2 separate regions of the Homo sapiens genome follow, and region 2 is linked to region 1. The links are chromatin contacts, found by Hi-C in ENCODE. All regions are on one chromosome and are shown on one strand. Each heading gives the region's core, a stretch centred on a gene start or an enhancer-like site at or near the end of the contact. The rest is flanking DNA. Distances are from core to core; before and after follow the strand shown. Region 1 has its middle 99 kb from the start of MAML3. Region 2 has its middle 100 kb from the start of TBC1D9.

What was found. Hi-C counts contacts between places; a loop is a spot of excess contacts on that map. Pooled maps may share reads with other maps.
Region 2: a map of PC-9 shows a loop between it and region 1 (4-fold over the local background). The contact joins two enhancer-like sites. A Hi-C loop is called at or near these places in 2 of 168 maps with a recorded cell type or tissue (HCT116 and PC-9), 1 of 37 single-sample maps with no recorded cell type and 5 of 50 pooled maps.

Annotation. Positions count from the first base shown.
Region 1 is chr4:140,250,940-140,255,695 of GRCh38, reverse strand. No RefSeq gene overlaps it. Among named protein-coding and RNA genes, the nearest start is that of MAML3, 99 kb to the right of the region's middle. Within about 2 kb of position 2,360, at least 28 of the 41 ENCODE cell types and tissues checked have a DNase peak (open chromatin) inside an H3K27ac peak, as active enhancers do.
Region 2 is chr4:140,854,054-140,858,809 of GRCh38, reverse strand. No RefSeq gene overlaps it. Among named protein-coding and RNA genes, the nearest start is that of TBC1D9, 100 kb to the right of the region's middle. Within about 2 kb of position 1,914, at least 5 of the 41 ENCODE cell types and tissues checked have a DNase peak (open chromatin) inside an H3K27ac peak, as active enhancers do.

The DNA.
Region 1 (4,756 bases), core at 1,111-3,610:
AAATCTGAAAATGATCATTTTTATTTGCATGCTACCAAATAAGGACATTGGGGAAGCAATGAGTCACCAGTATTTTAGCATTTACCAGATTCCAACATGATGTGAGGATATTCTTTAAGATGAGATTTGAATATGCTCTAATCTACGTTAAGCTTTACCCTTGAAGTGTAACCCTAAGTTCCTATCTGAAAAACGGGCCATACTTGGGAGACTCAAGTGGGAGGATCGCTTGAGCCTGGGAGGTGAAGGTTGCAGTGAGCTGAGATTGTGCCACTGCATTTCAGCCTGGGCAACACAGTGAGACCCTGTCAAAAAAAAAAAAAAAAAAGGCCAAATCACAGCTCTACAGCACAGTTACAGCAGTGCTCCAATTAATGATTTCAATGCCTTCAAACGCTCAAATACAAGGGAGTAAGACCTCACATCTGAAGAGTACCTTAGGCTTTTTAAAGTACTTTCACCTACATTATCTCATTTGATCACATTTGATTCTCACAAAATCCTTGAGGCAAGGTGTTTGTAAGTGTGTGGTTGCCATATTAGAATATCATTGAACTGTGGATCCTTCTGTGGAGACAGGATGAATCAGTACCCTGTAGGAAAAAAAAAAAAAAAGGAACAAACAAAGGAAAACTAGGAGGTTTAGAGATCTAAGCTCCCTGTTAACAGGCCCCTGTCACATGGCCCCTGTATAAACCAGTTCTCTTAGAGTGCCAAAACCCAGCAGAAAGCTTTAGAAATTGTTTACAACCCAAGTGTGTTTTCTTCTTTTCTATGCTTTTAGAAGACAGTTTAAAGAGAGTTAGGGAATGCTCTGGCCTTTTGTTTTGAAATTTTCTCTGCTTGTTGTCTGGTTGTCTGCAGACTGTGAGATTGGTCTATTTGCTTTAAACAGACTGAACAACTTTTAAAACAAGCAGGCTGTTATGATGGGTTGACTCATTTTGGATGTGCAAAGATGTTTACTGAGCTTCTCATTTAAAACTTGAAAATTCTTCTGTCTCAGTGTGACACAGTAATAGTTTAAAGGGGAGCGCCGTCTGTTGTAGTGTTTTGGAAGGTGGCATAAGAAAAATGTCTCTGTTCTACAGCATGATCAGCTATCTGCCTCTTCCCAAGGATTTTTCATGAGCCTTAGAAAGAAATCCATATCATTTAAGTTCCCAAGGGCAAACCACCTTTGCCAAGAGACCACTGAGTACAATTTCCAAAGATGGAACACATTTCTTGTTATGCTTCTGGTTTAGCCCAGTATCAGAGGTGGCGCTCAGTCCCTGCATCCCAGGGGAGAATGTTTTCTGGAGAGTTGGGGACAACTGCAATAGGTTTTACATATTAACTTATCACAGCAAAATAATGAAATGAATAAATTAAGATGACACCCACACTGTTCCCCTTCTTCACGCTACAGAGGTGGTGGGGCAGAAAGGGGGGTAAAAGGGATTACCAAGCCAGGAAGCTTGTACTTCTGTCCCCTCGGCCTGAATTAGCACCCATCTTTGTGGAACACAACTCGCTGTGAGGGGGTTTCTCCTGCCAGAAAGGAGGCCATGGAATGAGCAAGTCCAGGAGTGCTGGGCATTAGGACATCAAATAGCAGGTCGTAGGGACCAGGGATTAGGAAACAAGAGGTCTGGTCCTGCCTCCCTCTCTAATTATTTGTGTGACTTTGGACTAGGCATTCTACCTCTTTCATCTGTAAAATGAGAGGGTTGGACTACGTGTTCTCCAAGGTCCCTAACAGCTTCTAAAAAAGAAACATGTAGAGAGGTTGTGAAGCAAAACATGATGATCCCTGTTAACTGTAAAAGGAATAGACCTTGGAAGTGGTGCAAAAATAATCCGCAAGGAATGCTTGCGGTGGGTTGGAAAACTATAAGGAAACGGAGAATTGTGCGTCGTGTATAACATGAGTGGAGATATATGAGACAATCTAAAATGGGGCACATGTAAGCTCACATCTTAAAGCAGAAAAGTCAGGCTTTTGAACCGAGGCTTGCCCTATTCTTTTCTACAATCTCTCCCCATGATAATGTAGCACCTTGTGCACACAATTAAATGTCAGCCACAGAAAACATTTCCCTTGGCTTTGTTGTTCCAGAACGGGATTCTTTTGTCCTCAATATAATGGATATGCAGAAACAATGATAGAACAGAGATTTTTTTTCTAAAGCGATGACAAACACACTACTGCTTCCTCCCTCCCTCCCTCCTTCCTCCTTATCCCCACCCCCAAAAATAAATCATTGTTCCAAAAAAAAAATCCCATTGTCTATTGTCCACGGAGATCAAGATCCGCCTAGGAACAGCTCTGGCGGCCGCCGCAGCAGCCCCGAGCAGCCGGTAGGTGGCGCACGAAGGCAGCGCAGGCGGAGCGCGGGGCCGAGCCCAGAGCCGGGGTCTCGCCGCCCCCACCCCTGCCGCCGCCGCCGCCTTCCACCCCCTCCTCGCGTGCTAATTGCTGGATACTCTACTGGGACTTCGGTCAGGGAAAAAGAAAGCGGGAATGGGAGGCGGGGGTGGCGGGGGAGGTGGTGAATCCGGTTCCGAATACACAAAGCCTCCGGGGCTTCGGCGACCCAGGAGCAGGGCGCCCTCGGCCTCTTCCCCTCCTCCTCTCTCCCTGGGCGCGGGGCTGCTGCGGCCTAGCCGGCCTCGGCTCCCGCCGGAGGGACACACAGACCAGCAGGAGGAAAATGGTGACCGCGTGCACAGCCCCACGCGCCGCGGCGCCTGACGCCTGCCCGAGCCTGGGCGCCTCCCTCCCCAGCTCACCCATCCCGGCCGCGGAGCCCGGACCCACCCCGAGCGCAGGCCCGCCCGACGGGAGTCGCCCTCCCCTCGAGGAATGCCGAGGCCCACAGGAGGATTCCTTGACCTGACCGCGGGCCCCTGAGCAGCGGGTTCTGCCCGAGCCCGAGAGCGGGAGGCCCCACCAGGGGGTGCCCGGGCCGGCGGGCGAGCCCCCTTCCCGGTGGAGCCGCGGGGCCCATGCCCTCTGTGTCGGGGCTAACGCTGTCAGTTCCTGCAAAGATGAACGGCCCATGTGGTCGCCTGACCCCCCAACCTCTGCCTGGTGGAACATGATGTTAAAGAGTTCTGCTGGCCCTAAAGTCAGAAGCCTGGATTGAAACGTGAGCATGGACACCCTGGAGCTCTGTGACCTTGAGGATGTTCCTAAAGTCCCCAACTCCGCACCTCCCCAGCTATCAAATGCGGGGAATAATACTTACTTCCTAGGAATGTTGTGAAGATTTTTAAAAAGTGGTTCTTAACTTGGCAGGAAGCCTGGCATAGAGTACCTATCATTATGAACAACCCGACTCTCCTTGCAGGAGGAGGGAGAGGCACAGTTTGCCGCCCTTGAGACAGACCTGGCATCGCTGTTGCAGAGACTCAGCAGTAGGGGTTCCCAGCCGAGGAAACGTGGCTCCTAACAGGAGCTCCCATCTGTCCTCCGCTGCCCCCAGCCCCCATCCTCCTCCTGCCCTGCTGCTGTGACTGTGTGGGGCACTCCCCCTCTCCCTCCGCTCCCTGGATAGACCTGTGATTTATGCCCCTTCTCTTTTGGAGAGTTCTGACAGAGCCCTATCACCCAGGCTTGGGAGGCAGACCCTGGCTCCCCCATTTGCTAGCTGGGAGTTTAACCTCTGGGGCTTCAGTTCACTCCTCTATAAAATGGTGGGCCTGATACCTACTACACAGGTTTTTTGTGATGATTAAGGGAAATACTGTGTATAAATGCCTGGCATGTACTATCTCTTCAGTACATTTGAAAATTTAAATTTTACAGTTGAAATTAGGTTAGATTATCTTGCAGAAAATGATGGTGGTTCATTGGAATTTCCAGATTTCCATCGAAGGTGAACCCAGCAACTGCTAACAGCTTCTTACTCCCATCTGAGTCAGCAAGGTTATTTCCCTCCAGGAAAAGAGCAGAAATCCAGTGAGGCCGCATTCTCCCCAGAGCCTCACAGGTGTAACTCAGACACTTACTTAGGTTTAGTTGGCCATTTTAGAGCCCGAAGAGTCTCTGGGGGTGGGCCTGGCTTTAAAGTCGCATTCTAAGCCATGATTGTGTGTCTGGCTCATCAGGGCCTCCTTCCTAGCCGTCCCCACATGCACACTGCCGCCCAGCCAGAGGTGTGGTGGCTAGGGCAAGGGACTGAGCCAGCACCCACCTGAGGCAAGTAGGTCAGGAGCTGTGGACCCTTCTCTAAAAGGATACTGGAGAATTTCCGTGAGCATCGGATTTATATAGCTGTTCAGGCATTGGGCAGACTGATTCCCAGAGGCAGTGGCAGGACCAATAGGCAGCTGTGGTTGCTAGCCTCCCAGATGACCTCCAGTGACCCTTGCCTCCTGGTATTTATGTTCTTGTATATTCCCCTCCCCTATGAAGCAGGGCTAACCTGTGTGACCAAGTGAATATTGCAGAATGACAGTGTGACTTTCAAGCCCATGAAAGGCATTGTGGCTTCCACATTGCTGTCTCTTGCGTCATTCATTCTGGGGAAAGTCAGGCACCATGTCATGAGAACACTCAAGCAGTTGCTTGGAGTGGTCCATGTTTCAAGGAACTGAGGCCTCCACCATCAGCCAGCAGCAACTCACCAGCCGTGTGAGTGAGCCTTCTAGGAAGAGGATCCTCTAATGTTAATCACACCTTCAGATGACAGCAGCCCTGGCCAACAGCTTGGCCTGGTAAAGAGACTCTGGGCCAAAATCATGCAGCTAAGCTATCCCTGAATTCCTG
Region 2 (4,756 bases), core at 665-3,164, 600 kb before region 1:
TTCTGTGGGATGGGATATGTTAGAATTTACAGCAGGCTCCCAAGTTCAATTAAGTTGGGATAAGGCTTCATACAACTCATATTAGCTATTAATAAATTTTTTGTTTGTTTTGTTTTGTTTTGTTTTGTTTTGGTACAGACAGGGTCTCGTTTTGTTGTCCAGGCTAGTCTTTAATTCCTGGCCTCAACTGATCCTCTCACCTTGGCCTTCCAAAGTGCTGGAATTACAGGCGTGAGCCACTGTGCCTGGCCGCTATTAAAAACTTTTGAGAAGTCTTCAGTAAGGTCACTGATTTAACTCTATAATTCAGCTTTTCCTGAAGCTGATTGACAATAAAGCCCCATTTTATCAAGGGTTATGTTTTTCCACATTACACTGGAGACCACTGTGTGGAACATGTTGGTGTTCAGACTTTAAAAAAAAAAAAAAAAGCTGCCAGACATCATTTGCTGTAAATCTTGCATATTCCACAGACCCTTGCCTCTCTTGTCCCTGCTCCTAGTTGACAAGGGGAAAGTCAGGTGATGCACAGTGAGCAGTATTAGCCTGGGGCCTGCTTCACCTGGGGTGGGTGTGACCTGGGGAGAGATCACTGGGCACTTCCCAGAGTCACACGCATGCCAGGGCATCAGCCTGGCTTCACTGGGCATCAGCCTGGCTTGCTATCATGCTGTGCCTGAAGGCGGAGGCCCCATCCCACCTAGAAACTCCACTTTGTGGGCTTTTGTTTTGAGACTTAATGCAGCATATTCACACATTTGAGAATGGAACATTTACAACCCCAGATTTTGACAAAATTAAGTAGCTAAAAAAAAAAAAAAAAAGAAAAAGAAAACTCCCCACAGCTTTGTAATGGGCCAGCTGGGTCAGCTTTGCCGCTTAACTCTTATTCTGTTAATACCTATGTTTGGAGGACTGTAAGCTAAACCATCATTCAGAAGACACAGAAGTATATTTAGTTCTGTTTATTGTTATTGTTGTTTTGTTTTTAGTTTTTTTTGAGATGGAGTCTCGCTCTGTCACCCAGGCTGGAGTGCAGTGGCACAGCCTCGGCTCACTGCAACCTCCGCCTCCTGGGTTCGAAAGCAATTCTCCTGCACACAGCCTCCCGAGGAGGAGCTGGGATTACAGGCACCCACCACCACACCTGGCTAATTTTTGGAATTTTAGTAGAGATGGGGTTTCACCATGTTAGCCAGGCTGGTCTTGAACTCCTGGCCTCTAGTAATCTGCCCACCTCGGCCTCCCAAAGTGCTGAGATTACAGGTATGAGCCACTGTGCCCGACCTAGTTCTTTTCTAAGTCTAATAATTCTTTAGAAGCCAGTGTTAGTAGTGCTACTCATCTCCTTGAATAATGCATTGCAACAAATTGGGGAACAAAGGGTAGGGAGAGAATATGAGTCATTTTTGCTCTGCGGTAATTACTATCTACAGAAGAGTGAATACCAATTAAGAAACTCAGGTGACTGAGAGAGGTCTCCTCTTTATGAGACATTTTAAAACACTAGTTCCATCATTCTTAGTGATCCAACAACAGAAGCAATTTGACCTCTTATTTCATCACACTCACAGGTAGTAGAGAGCCTCCACCAAGTCTCACTGTAAATCTTTGTTCTTGGCTGTGAGAAGAATCAGGGAGAAAGACCTTTCCACCGAGCCACCAAAGATACCATGGGGACCCTCTGCTCACTGTGATTGCATCTCCCCTTGTTGGCTTTCAGTCACAGCACCCTAGCAAAAGAAGGTGCCGTCCTAAATCTCCAACCAGTGGTAGCCTGTATCTGCTGGCATACAGGGAGGTACAAATTAAACGCCTCAATCTCTTCGGACCTTCCTGTTATGGAAGACACGCCCCACCTTCCCCCACAGGGAACATGCCTGATTAGTCATAACCCTTAAACTAATCACTCCCGCTGTGCCTCCCTCTAACATTCCCACCTTCTTTGTTCTTAAGGACATTTACTAAATAGGCAAGGGGGAAAGCAGAGCCAGGTTTCATTGGCGGGCAACTGCACTTGGTTGCTATGAGAGCTGTATACACACACAACACAGCTGTCATTGATATTATAGATCTAATGGGAGCCAAGGGTCTCAAATCTCTAAGGAGAAAAACATAATTCAGAGCTTTGGCAATGGTATCCATGTCTATAAATACATGTGAGAGCAGAGAAGTGAATTAGAGAATGTTAGAACACAATAGAGTTAGACCTGAGAATAAAATTGCATCACTCTGGGCCTGGACCTGATGTTTTTTATGCCAGCAAAACTCCCAGTTAAATATAATTTCAGGAGACCTTTACCTGAGATTGAGGTATAATGCCAGGACCTAAACACACACAGGACCTGACTCACAGAGCTTCCTTTATGATAAGGAAAGTTAAAGGTAGTCCATTTGCCTCTTATCATATTTTCTTTCCCTCTTTTTTATCTCCCTTGTTTGAAACAAAAAGGTGGAGAGGAAAAGGGAGGACATTAATGAGGGATGGACTCAGGACTAGAACTTGGGTTTTCCTGACTCCACTGCCAGAGTTCCTTCGGCAGCACCATGCTGCTTTCATAAATGGGTAAGCACCTCCTGACCACTCAAAAATATAAGGAATGGAAAGCAAGAAAAGCTGCTGGGCATGGTGGCTCGTGTCTGTAATCCCAACACTTCGGGAGGCCAAGGCAGGAGGGTTGCTTGAGGCTAGGAGTTTGAGACCAGCCTGGGCAACAAAGTGAGAGCGCTGTCGCTAGAAAAACATTAAAAAATTATCCAGGCATGGTGGCATGTGCCTATAGTCCCATCCACTCAGGAGGCTGAGGCTGGAGGATGACTTGAGCCGAGCCGAGCCAGGGATGTCAAAGCTGCAGTGAGCTATGATTGCACCACTGTACCCTGGGTGACAGAGCAAGACCCTGTCTCTATAATAAAAAAAAGAAAACTGAAAGTTTATGTATAGGAAGATTATGTATAATCAGGAAACACTCCCTGAACAGGAACAAGTCTAGTCTGGAAGTACTGGAAGTAGAATAGGATGATGCAACCACTGTATATAAGCAGGGACACCTGCAAACACACACACACACACACACACACACACACACACACACACAACCCACAAGGTGAGTCCCCACAGAATGCTAATTTTAGCTATGCAAGGAAGCTCATTATTTTAAGACCCCAATGTGTGTTATTTTCTAGACTCGCCCCTTCAAAATATGATTAGTCATGGAAATACTGGATAGAAGAGGGTGGTTTCCCCAGCAAAGGTACCACCCTCAAGCCTGAATACCTGCGGCCCTAAATAAGGACAGACATTCCTGTTTTTGCACCCAAAAGTTGCCTTCTGGCCCACAACGCCCCCTGTCCTGTACCCATATAAACCCCAAGCCCCAGGCTGGGAGAGAAGAGAAGGAACATCAGGAGAAGTTTGGCTGGGGATGGTCAGAGAATCAGCAGCTAGACAGCCAAACTCTAAGGAAAGATCATCTTTTCACTCCATCTCCTGTCCAGCTCCCCATCCATTCCACTGAGAGCCATCACCACCACTGAATAAAACCCCCACATTCAGCCTTCAAGTTAATGTCGGACCCAATTTTTTGGGATGGCTGGACAAGAGCTCAGGATACAGAAAGTTGTCATGCTGGCCCCCTGCCCTTGCAAAAAGGCAGAGGGCCCACTGACCTGGTTAACCCTTAAGCCATCCAGAAGGGCAAGACTAAAAGAGCACACTGTAACATGCACCCACCTGGGCTTTGGGAGTCGCAGACACCCACCCCTAGACACTGCCATGGGGCCAGAGCCCCAAAGCAGTCACTCTGGTTCCTGCACCTGCCATCTTCATGATCCTCCTCCCATAAAAGGGGTTTGAACTCACCAAACAGAGAGCCACACTCCTGTCGCATGTGTTGAGAAGGGGTGCAAGGGAAGTCTCCCATTTCAGTTATATCATACTTCCCAGCACTGGCTCACAGGCCAGTGCATAAGAAGGCCATCCCTTCTTATAGCCCTGCTATGGCACTGAGACTTGCTCGACAGGAAGTAAAGAGCGAGGATTCTTTTTCATATATTAAGAGGTGCTCAATGTCCAGAGGAACCTTCCAAGTAGAGAACTCCTAAAAACAATGGATAAAATATTAACACCTCCTTTAAGACAAAGAGCTAAGCTGGTAGGAATGTAAGATAAATTCTTGGACACCAGAAACAGTAAGAAACTACTAGTCTATTCAGAGGGGAACAGGACCACCAGAAATAGAGTTTGCCCTGGGTGCCTATGTTTATTTAGCTTTCATGATCTAGGGGTCTACAATTTTTTTCTGAAAAGATACAATTTTAAAGATAATATTTTGGGCTTTGTGGGCCACATATGATTTGTCACTTACTTCATTGTTGTTGTTTCTTAGCAACAGTTTAAAAATGTAAAAGCCATTCTTAGCTGAAAGGCCACACAAAAACAGGCCACAAGAAGGGCGTGTGCTGCTCCTACAGGAGGAGCTCAGAGACAAAGCTCAGGCTCAGAATCAGAGACTCCAGCACAAAGCCAGCACCCAAAAGAATTGACACCCTTCGTGGGTAAACTGGAAAAAAAAATATGCTTACCAGAAGGAATTGATATAAGTGTTTACCAGTGTTGGCCTTGGTTCTAGTTAAAAAGGGAAAAAGATAAAGTCTCCTCCAACACCCCAAGATACCTTAGCCATAGACAAGCCTTCTCATGGGCTATGTATCAGAATCCAAGTACTTATACGACCTAAAAACCCAAAGTACGAAT